3 separate regions of the Homo sapiens genome follow, and all the other regions are linked to region 3. The links are chromatin contacts, found by Hi-C or POLR2A ChIA-PET in ENCODE. All regions are on one chromosome and are shown on one strand. Each heading gives the region's core, a stretch centred on a gene start or an enhancer-like site at or near the end of the contact. The rest is flanking DNA. Distances are from core to core; before and after follow the strand shown. Region 1 has its middle 97 kb from the start of LINC01994. Region 2 has its middle 200 kb from the start of LINC01994. Region 3 has its middle 38 kb from the start of LINC02031.

Evidence for each region. A loop is a pair of places that touch in the nucleus more often than their neighbours do. ChIA-PET counts read pairs that join two places held with the same protein, here RNA polymerase II (POLR2A). Pooled maps may share reads with other maps.
Region 1: a loop to region 3 is called in a map of Calu3, with 5 times the contacts of the local background. The contact joins two enhancer-like sites. A Hi-C loop is called at or near these places in 7 of 168 maps with a recorded cell type or tissue (Calu3, GM12878, HepG2 and 4 more), 32 of 37 single-sample maps with no recorded cell type and 15 of 50 pooled maps.
Region 2: a map of astrocyte of the cerebellum shows a loop between it and region 3 (5-fold over the local background). The contact joins two enhancer-like sites. A Hi-C loop is called at or near these places in 2 of 168 maps with a recorded cell type or tissue (Caco-2 and astrocyte of the cerebellum) and 3 of 50 pooled maps. POLR2A ChIA-PET finds 5 or more read pairs at or near these places in 1 of 52 experiments (Caco-2).

What each region holds. Positions count from the first base shown.
Region 1 is chr3:182,387,744-182,391,162 of GRCh38, forward strand. No RefSeq gene overlaps it. Among named protein-coding and RNA genes, the nearest start is that of LINC01994, 97 kb to the right of the region's middle. Within about 2 kb of position 1,473, at least 2 of the 41 ENCODE cell types and tissues checked have a DNase peak (open chromatin) inside an H3K27ac peak, as active enhancers do.
Region 2 is chr3:182,282,838-182,286,231 of GRCh38, forward strand. No RefSeq gene overlaps it. Among named protein-coding and RNA genes, the nearest start is that of LINC01994, 200 kb to the right of the region's middle. Within about 2 kb of position 2,139, at least 3 of the 41 ENCODE cell types and tissues checked have a DNase peak (open chromatin) inside an H3K27ac peak, as active enhancers do.
Region 3 is chr3:182,680,908-182,684,208 of GRCh38, forward strand. No RefSeq gene overlaps it. Among named protein-coding and RNA genes, the nearest start is that of LINC02031, 38 kb to the left of the region's middle. RefSeq lists silencers at 1,355-1,424, 1,835-1,904 and enhancers at 1,575-1,624, 2,749-2,798. Within about 2 kb of position 1,489, at least 4 of the 41 ENCODE cell types and tissues checked have a DNase peak (open chromatin) inside an H3K27ac peak, as active enhancers do.

The DNA.
Region 1 (3,419 bases), core at 223-2,722, 290 kb before region 3:
TTATAAAATGAAATACATAGAAATGGTAATTTCTAACTCATCCTCCACCTGCCCCAATTACTCTAGGCCAACACTGTCTCATAGAAATATAATGTGAGCCACACTATGAGCCATATGTGGAATGTTAAATTTTCTAGCTGCCACATTAAAAGAAACAGATGGAATTTATTTTAATTATATATTTTATTTATTCCAACATAAACGAAATATTCTCATTTCCATATGTAATCATTACAAAAATTACAAAAATTATTAATGAGATATTTTACATTTTTTATATTGTCTTTGAAATCTGGTGTGTATCTTATACTTACAGTACCTTTTAATACAGACTAGCTGCACCCAATAGCTACATGTGGTTAACGGCTACTACATCAGACAGCAACTCTAGGCAAGTAGTCCCCCTCCTCACATTGAATTGGAATTGTCAGACTGAAAAGAGATTCCTTTTTATTTGTCTCATATGCCTATTGCCTAAAACCATTTCCAATGCCTACTGGATACTCAACAGAGATTAATTTGAATGAATACATTTAGTTCAAAGATGGGAGACTTTGCATTTTTAGTCCCCATGTTAATCATAGAATAAAAGGCATTGCACTGCTCCTTAAGGAAGAGCATAGAAATTTTGCAAAGCATCTCCCCTAAATCATACCTTGCAAGTAGTCTCCTACCTTATATAGGAGTAAAATCAGCCATACAGAAATGTAAGATAAGCCCACAAATTAACCAAAAAAAATTTAAAAGACTAAAGCTAATACCAAAACATATATTATAGACAAACGAATGTTAAAAGATAGGTGGGCTAAAATAAATGAATAATAAAAACTTTATTAAATGCCTATTACATTTTAAATAATTTACATATCTCATTTATAATCTTCACTAAAGCTCTGTAAGGTAAGTTAAGTTAGAGGAATGACACAGAGGAGAAAAATTTGGCCATGAAATTGTTAAAACAAACAAAACCACTTTGGGTTTAAATCTTAGCTCTATGACTTAAGGCAGTTTTCTTAATCTCTCTGAACCTCAGTTTTTTTCATCTATAAAATGGTCATTAAAATAAATACCCTTGATTGCTGTGAGGATTTGATTAATTGACACATAAACTTATGAATGATAGCTAGCATTATTATAGTGGGGCTCAATTAAAACAGGAGCTATTGTTATCATCTTGGTTTACAGAAGGAGAGACAAGCTCAGAGGAATAAAACAGCCCCAGTGTCATGTAGCAAGTAAGTAGCTGAGCCAGAATTCAAACCCAGATCTGTCTAACTTGGTGAGCCCATGCACTTTGCACATTACCATGCCTAAGAAGGTCTCATGGCAGAGGCCATAATGTTTGAAAACAGGAAAGACATTTTACAAGAGTATTCACATGGCAGAGGATACAGACTGAACACAATTTCAGGAAAAAGGCATCTCGCTGAACTGAATCAGATCACAGCAGGGAACTGGAGGAGCTCAAGGTGAGTCAGTACAGGGAGTTTGGCTTAAGGAAGGCCTTGAGCCAGTTGGAGGAGTTGAGACTTGATTGCCTCCTAAATCCAGTCATAAATCTGAGAAACAGTTGACCAATCTCTGTGCAATTATGAAGCTCTTCTTTTTCAAAACTTAATTCCTTAGGCTGATAGGAACATTCCTTTATTCAAGTAAAGGCTGAACATATGCTTTTCTACACTCTTCAAATCCTACCCTAAATTTGTCTTAATCCTTTGAGTCTACAGGAGGAGTGGCGTTCATGTTCCTGTATATTAACTGGGTTGTGAAAGAAAAACCAACCAAACTCTTATCTGTGGTTAATACATTGCAACAACCTTGCTCAGGTTAGATCCTTCAGCAGGCCCTTTAAACCAACACAGCTGCTCACCATTAGTTACCCTTTCTCATTTGGCTGTTTGCCTGAACCACCTCATCAATGAGGTATGAGCTACCACACCTGGCATGTTTATGTTTGAACCTAGTCATGTGAGGAACATTACAAACATATATTTTTTTAAATGAAGAAACTGCAGGTACATATATTTAGAATCTGCTTATAAATATGCATGCACCTATATACACATGATAAACATATGTTTTTAAGAAACACATGTAACCAGGGAGTCTCTCCAATTGAAAAGTTCACCAAAAACATTCTAATTATTTTGTTTTTCTAAAGGCTATTCTGTATTTTAAAATTGTTTATTCCTTTTCTCAAATGATTTACTTTGGCATACATTATTGACTTACACACATAATGAAACAAAAACCTACTAGCAAAAATTACTAGTAAAAAGAGGATAAAGTTTCAGGGAGATTGTTATTAACTTTTAATAAAAAGTTATGCCCTGTGATATAAGTTCATGGGCAATTATTTCTCATACTTTTCTAAAACAAATATACGTCTATATATCTATATATACTTGCCAATTTGAAATAAACTGGACAAAAGATTAAAATTGACATCTTATAAATATTTTTAAAGTTTGCAGTCTTCTCAACAAGAAAACAAATTAGACATTACTGATAAACTGAAACATGATTGAAAAGCAAAAAGTATTGTAATTATTCAAGACATTTTCTCCTCCTCTGGCTTGTTAGAGTCCTGGTGGTTTCATTATATGACACTTTTCAGCACTTTTAGCTGGTTTGTGGCGCAACCCCCCCAAAGAAATATGAAGAGTAATTTTCAAAAGGAACTTTTATTTTTAATATGGATTGATTTTTTTAAAGGCAGCTCCAAGCAGCCCAGTATATCAAACAGGAACCATCACACCAATCCCAACACATCAAGGGGCAGTTTTAACACGTGAGGTTTGTTGTTTCTAGCAGGTATCCATGTAGCGAGAGAGGTCACCACTCAGCGAGGTGCTTTCTTTCTGGTGTATAAGAAAAGAAATCACCAGGAATAAGGGGGGAAATGGGCTTGGGAAACAGGAGGGGACCTTGTCAATCTCCAAGATGCTAGAAAATGATCGTGGAAGGCTTTTGTTAGGGAATCCTATAATGGTATTGCTGCTCATCTCTTGTGGACACGAACAGCAACTAGCCTAAGATGGAAAGGGCGATAGAGGATTAGACAAATCGTGAAAAGGCACTGGAAAGGACATTACTGGTGTTTGGAATCATAAAGGCCAAAATTGTATCATTATTTACTCTCAACAGCAGTGTCCTTATAAACACAAGTGCTTGGGAGGAAAAAACTGAAGGTATACATAAAATGTTAATTAGAAGTGTATGTGTATAAATTATTTTACAAATGAGGAAAGAAAAAGCTCTTATAGGACTATTCTTATATATTCTTAAGGACCATAGGCAGCTTCTTTTAATGTTAAGAATGTATGCTACTTTTAAGAGAAGGATGTTAAGCTTGTTCCCAATCCCTTTTATTTTAAACATATGTATCCCTGAGAAGGTTAGCATTGTGCTGGAAATAA
Region 2 (3,394 bases), core at 889-3,388, 400 kb before region 3:
ATGAGCACCCTCAGAAGATTGTCTTTTTAACTTAACTTTTTATTTTGAAGTGATGGCAGCTTCACAGGAAGTTGCAAATAGGAAAAAAAAAAAGAAAAAAGAAAAAACTCAGGGAACTTTTTACCCAGATGGGAAAATAATGTTTATCCATAGGTGTCTACAATGCAGCCCAGAATGCGTTCTTGTTCTATGCTAACAGAGGGACTCTAGGAAGATTTGGGCAGGAGTGATCATATTTGGGTAATTGGGTAAGGCTTGCTTAAAGAAGAGGAATTTGGATTGACCTGGAAAAGATGAGTATAATTTCTATAAACACACACAGAAGTAGACGGGAAAAGCATTCCAGGGACAGACACTAACTTGGGCAAAGATACAGAGATGGGAAAGTGCAGGGCAGGTTTAGGAAAATAGAAAATGTCCAAGGGGGAGAAAAAGTATATTTTTAATAAGCTTAAATTCCAAGCTATTCTCTATGGTGTGTTCTGTTTAAAGGTCAACATGAATGGAGAGAGATGGACTTAGCCCCTTTTCTTGAACATCCACAGGGGTGGCTCAGAACTCTCAGGGCTAAGAAAGCTACAGCTTTGTATTTCTCTGGTACAGAAATCCAAAGGACTTTTATTTGTAGAATGAAGAAGGCATTCTCAAAGTTTTTCTTAGAAAAGTGATACAGTAAGGATGAGCAGATACTTAGTAAACTAAGTAAAAATGGGTTTCCAGAATGCTGTTTCTCCTTTTCCTAATTCAGACCAGTATATTTTCTGTCTTTTCACTTACCCACCTAACCTAGCCTTGCACCAAAACAGACTTAAGGTTCTTACAATAATGCACACAATTCAGCAATATAGGTTAAATTAAAAATAAAACGAGGCAAATATATTTATCAAAGGGATGCTGTGCAGATATTGTTCATTCCATTACTCAGAACCCTTTCTAAGAACAGCTAAAGGAGATATTTCTTTCTGGTCTCTTTATCTACATTTTTGTTCTTTGTTTGAAAAATTGATTTGTTTTTATTTTTATGTATATACTGAATCTTATAACTAACAGTGTTTCCTTCCTTTTATTGGCTTCTAGAAATGGCAGAGCCGAATTTGTGCCTTACCTTTAGGAAATATAAAAAAGATTTCATGGCTTAAATTTTGTGCATCAACCTCACTTTTGGCTCTATAGCCATGAAAAATGTTTTGCCCTCTGATCAATCTAAAGTTAAGAAACATAGAAAGTATGCTAAGTTATCTGTGTAGGTTTTTTTCTTAAGAAAATTTGCAAGAGTGTTTTCAAGCAGGACAAATATAATTTCACTAGGAAAATAGAATTTGGATATCTCCACTATGAAAAGCTGTAGTTGAGTCAGAAAATAGCAAATCCATTGTGTCCCTTTTTTTAAAACAATCAATCTTTTTGAATTTTCCCCAACAATTCCCCACCCACACCTCCACCTCACCCCAAATAGTCTTCAAATAAGCATTTGGGAAAAAAGTATTAATAATAAAGCCAATCTCTTCAGGCACTTTCACACATACAGCACCACTGTCAGGTTGAGAGTCTTCAATAAAATATTTTTAGTATGTACATTATATAACACTGTCTCCATAGAGAGCCAAACCACAATACCTTGTTCAGAATAGGTGCTTAATAAATACTTGTTAATTATATTTAATGTGTGTGTGCATGCCTGTTTACATTGGACCCACCGATAAAAAGGATTTTTGTATTGCAAGCAAAATACAAAAATTTATTTACAATCACTCAATGCTATCCTCAACTCTAATACAGCTATAGCTGAACCTAGTTACACAGTAAGCAGAAGCTTTCTTTTAATCCAATGAGCCTTGTAGCTTTGATAAACTTAAGTCTGTCCTTCCTGATATTTGTTTTGCTGTAACCACTGCCTTGTCTATGGGCTCTTGATAATAAAGTATTTATGGGTCTTCCATCGGGGAAAAAGAATCACAGATGCAGCTTTTCTGGTTGCTCCCCGACTCTACCTGTTTCAGGGTGTGGAGGAGAGGGAACTAGAATCCACAAAAGGATTCAGTTCTGGCTGCCTTCCTTCACCTGTTCAGCAGGTGGGCCCCAGGTGAGCGCCAGACTCCTGGGTTCGGCAGAGTTACTCTGCTCCTTTGTTTAATCACCAGTTGCTTTCTCTGCCTGTTTGTTTTTCTGGTTTGGTTTCCTGTCCTGTTCATTACTCAGTTCGTTCTTCCTTGTTTGTTCTGTCTCCTGTGTGTTTCTGCAGGTTACCTTGCTCCTCAGCACCGGAAGGCTAATATCCTTTGTTCCTTGTAATCTGCTTTCCCATGGTGGCAGGGAGTTGGTAGACACATGCATACATGTTTGGTGTACAGGGAGAAGGCTAAAGAGTTACCTGAGCATGATGAGTTTGTAGAAATGGCCATATCTTTGGTAAAGGAGCAATTCTCACCTTCCTCCTTGACCCTTACGTACTCAAAGGATTTCTAAAGAGAAATCTTTGGAGTAGGGGGTTGACACTCTTGAGTGCTAGTTTGGTTATGTTTTGTTTTGTGTTTTAACTTCTTAACTCAGCATACTTTTTACCAAGTAAACATGAACTTGTGGTGTTTAGAAATTTGAACACAACAGCAAACTGCTGTACAAAATTGCTCTCTCTGAAAAACAATTCCTATAACCAACTGCAAAAAAAAGTGAGAGATTTCTGTGGTCTCAGCTGTCACACACAGAATCATTTGCCCCTGGTAAGGGCAATTGTTGAATATGTGATCATTTAAAGTGTTGGGACAAAAGCATAGGATGAGATGATTTTTAAGTTCCACTGCCTGTTTTTGAGCTTGTTTTAAATTTAATTTGAACAAACCCAGGCTGCTCAAATCAGAAATTTGGGCTCACAAAAGAATCTTGATTATTATGAACCCCACTAATTTGGAATTTTTTTAGCATTTGGAATCATTCTAATGGACTTAACAAGAGTGTACTTTATATAACCCGAGGGGAAAAGCAAACTCAAAATTTTGAATATAAAATGCAGCTATCAGAATGCTTAGGCAAAATTGTTTCTAAGTCCTATAAAGAGTAACCCAAACCTCTCAAGTCTTAGAAAAATCACTTAATAAAAATGGTGAAATCTTCACTCCTGGAGATTGTGATGCAGTTGGTCTGAGGTGGGAATTGGAAAGCTATATTTTAGTGAATGCTCTTCAGATGATTCTTACTATTAGACAAGTTTCAGAAACCCTTCTTTTGAAGCATCCACCAAAAATTTATACAAAAATTACAAACCAGTATTCTCCATTGAGAAACCAACTTTCCTCTGCCACAAATTTCACTACTTAGGAAATACCAAGAATCTAGTTATAATCATTGATTATACCTGAAAGTAATAATTCAATTCCCAAAGCAAGCATCTCTTCAA
Region 3 (3,301 bases), core at 239-2,738:
AACCCCTTAAAAACCGGGATCTTTTTTCTATTCATATCTTTCATAATAGTGAATCAGAAAAAGGTAAATTAAAGGTTGTTTGGGAAATTGACAGATCTTTCTTTGGTATGATACCAGGCTCAAGATCCTGTGCTTGTCAGACTAAGACTAAGATTGTACTACCTTTTTACTCCATGTGTTATATCCTGAAAAAAATTCCAAGTCCAGGGAAAAACTTGATAAATAGAAGAATGAAAATGTGCTGTCCAAAATATGTAAAAATACCACAAAACAGATTGTAGAGTATTGTCTATAGCCATTTAACTTGCATGTGTGATAAAGAGTATCATCCAAATATAACCTTATGAAATTTTTTTTAACTTCTAGAAGTCAAAAAGTACCCAAACACACACACATACACACAAACTTATGCTTTGTAGACGGGAGGGAGGTTTGCCATATGTGCGACAAACCGAAGGTTAAATCCTTATTACCTAAAACACAGCTTATAAATTCATAAGAAAAAGATAACTTATCATAATAAATGAATAATATTAAGCAATTCACAAAACAAGAAATTCAAATGTTCTACTAACTTTTTATTCTTTTATTCATTCAATCAATATCTATTGGGCATTTGGTATGTGCTCAGCATAATACAAGACACCAGGTACATGGTGATGAGCAAAAACTGGCCCTTCTCTGTAATTATTCGCAATATAATATTAAACCCAACTTACAATAAAAGAAATTCAAAATAAAATGGTGCCAGGGAATAATCAGACAAGTGTAGAATTGCATACAAAAATATTAATTGAGCTATTATAATAAGGAAAACTTGAAACTACCTTAATGTTTATTAATTCACTGTAAGTTAAATAAATGGATATAGACACTAAATTTGTCCCTAAAAATATGTAATGTCATTGGACAATTCCCACTGCAAAATATGATGGAAAAAAGCATGTGATACTGATGTTTAGATATATGCAAATTTCATATTTTCTACAGTAAAAGTATTATTCTAATAATTAAGGAAAACGCTTTTTAAACAACCAACATGAATGCTTTTGACAGGGATGCCATCGTGTAAGTTAATTGCCAAATAAACTAAATAAACTTTTTTTTTTACTATTATTCTTCAGTTGACAAATAAAAACTGTATAATTTACATTGTATGACATAATGTTTTGAAATATACATAAATATGCTTTCTTGGATGCTCACAATTTGGGTACACTTTGGAGCATACTGGAAAATGCTCCTAACGTTGGAAGCAACACAGTCCCCTTACTTGAGCGATAAAATGTTACTTTGTTCCTTAAATTAAAGAAAGGTTCGAAGTTTAGTTTGACATTCACCTCTGCCTTTATAAAACAAACACAGCCTATAAAATAACTTAAACGCCCAGAGTGCCGAGTTTCGTCGGGCCCTGGCTGCGCCGGGCCGAGCCCTGCCCCGCGGAGGTCGCCGCCCAGCACGGTCTGCAGATGGCAGCCTCTCGCGGAAAGCCCCGCAACGCCGCTTCCTGCCTGGGGGCGGCACTTGGGGCCCGCGCCGGGGTTTCAGAAACCTGTTCGAGCCGTTCCTTTATGGCGGAACGTTCTTATTTAGTAAATATTTATTCCACTCCCCGAGGACCCAGCACTAATCACTGCCACTTCTCTTTAATAATAAATGGTGAACTTCAAATGCGGCAGAACTCAGCCGGCTAATCAGTGCTCGCCGGGAGGTGCAAAACTGTCTGAAGCCCACCGGTGGACATGAAAGACGGAACATTTCCTGTTCCAGCTCTCGGTGGCCCAGAATAAACTTCAGCCGAATGAGAGGATGTCTAGGCGGCCGCCCCCCGCGCGCCGGCCCGGGAGCCCGGGTTCCATCTGCCCGCGGCCCGGAGGTGCGCCCCTGCCCGCTTCGCCCCGGGGACCCTCGGAACCCGCGGCTCTGCCCTCCACACAATCTGGGCTGCCGCTCCCTTGGGCTTTTCGTGAAAGCTTCCTTTTAAATTCGCTGTTTGGTCGCAAGCCATTTAGCCCTTTCCGTGGGCCCGGGCGAGGGGCGGAGAGCGGAGAGCGACCCGAGCTCCTGGGAACCTGGGGGCTCCGCGCTGGGGACTCCAGGCCGCCCGCCTCGGCTCTGGCCAAGGGGTCAGCACGTGGGGTGGCGTTTGCCCCAGCATTCCAGCCCTTTGGTCTCCAAAGGCTTTTTGTATTCACTAGGGAAGGTAAGGGCCGCCCCTTTAATGGTTGCATTTTGGAATGTAACAAACTATGAGGACCACCCGGTACGCTTGCGTTGGCATCATACGAGCCCCGCGGTCCCACCGTCACCCACGGCTGATTTGGAAATGCCACGGGGCCTTTGGACATATGGAAAGACTTTTGGCCCAGACACAATAATAAAAATATTCAAAACGTCTTGAGACATAACTCATTTATCTACAATTCTGTTTACTCAAGGTGTAATTTTCATTCTATATTGCCCATTCTGGTGAAGACATGAGTGTTTGAAGCGGGCTGACTATAGTTTTATGATAAGCCATATTTTAGCTTTAAATAAGAACTGCATTGCCTCCAAAGTATTCCATCTTTTGTGTAACAGAGACCCACAGATCCTAAGTGAAATTTGTTCTCAAATTTAACACATTTCTGTAACATATTTAAACCTGAGTTAATTTAGAATGGGTTGCTGGCACCACTGGGATTGATACTGAAATGGTTTTGCCTCATTCACATCGAGCCCTGCAAATGTACTTTAAATTCTACGCTCTTAATAATCCCTAGGCATGGAGAAAAGATTGGAAGTTCTTTTTCTACAACCGCTCACTGAAAACAACACAGTGCACGGTTTCAGTGATGAGCTTGGAGTGCCCCTCTGTGGAAGAAGGTGGGCACTGCAATTTTTCTTTCCTAAATTGACTTGCCGGTGTCTTAGGAACTGTGGTTCTTTACCTCTGCCAACCATGAAATTCGATGTTACTTTTCCATTAACTTTTGTGGATTGAACCTCACTCCTTGTTTTATATAGAAACTTAAATATGTGTTGAAAATAATGAATGAATCTTCTTGTCTCTCCTGCCCCCAAAGCTTTCCAACTGATGATAAAAGATGAGAACATTTTCTTGCAAAGCCCAAAGCTGTGTTAGTACCTATTCTGACATTTAGGACTAGACAGAATGGCTTGATAAGGAGCACAGATAGATGTTATCTTATGTGCCCGCAGGGGCTGCTACAGAAAGCTACTGAGACAGAGTTTGAGCTCAGGAAGAAAAGAATGATGTGATACAGAAAGTTAGGTGCAGAAAGTAAGTTAGTTACTCTCC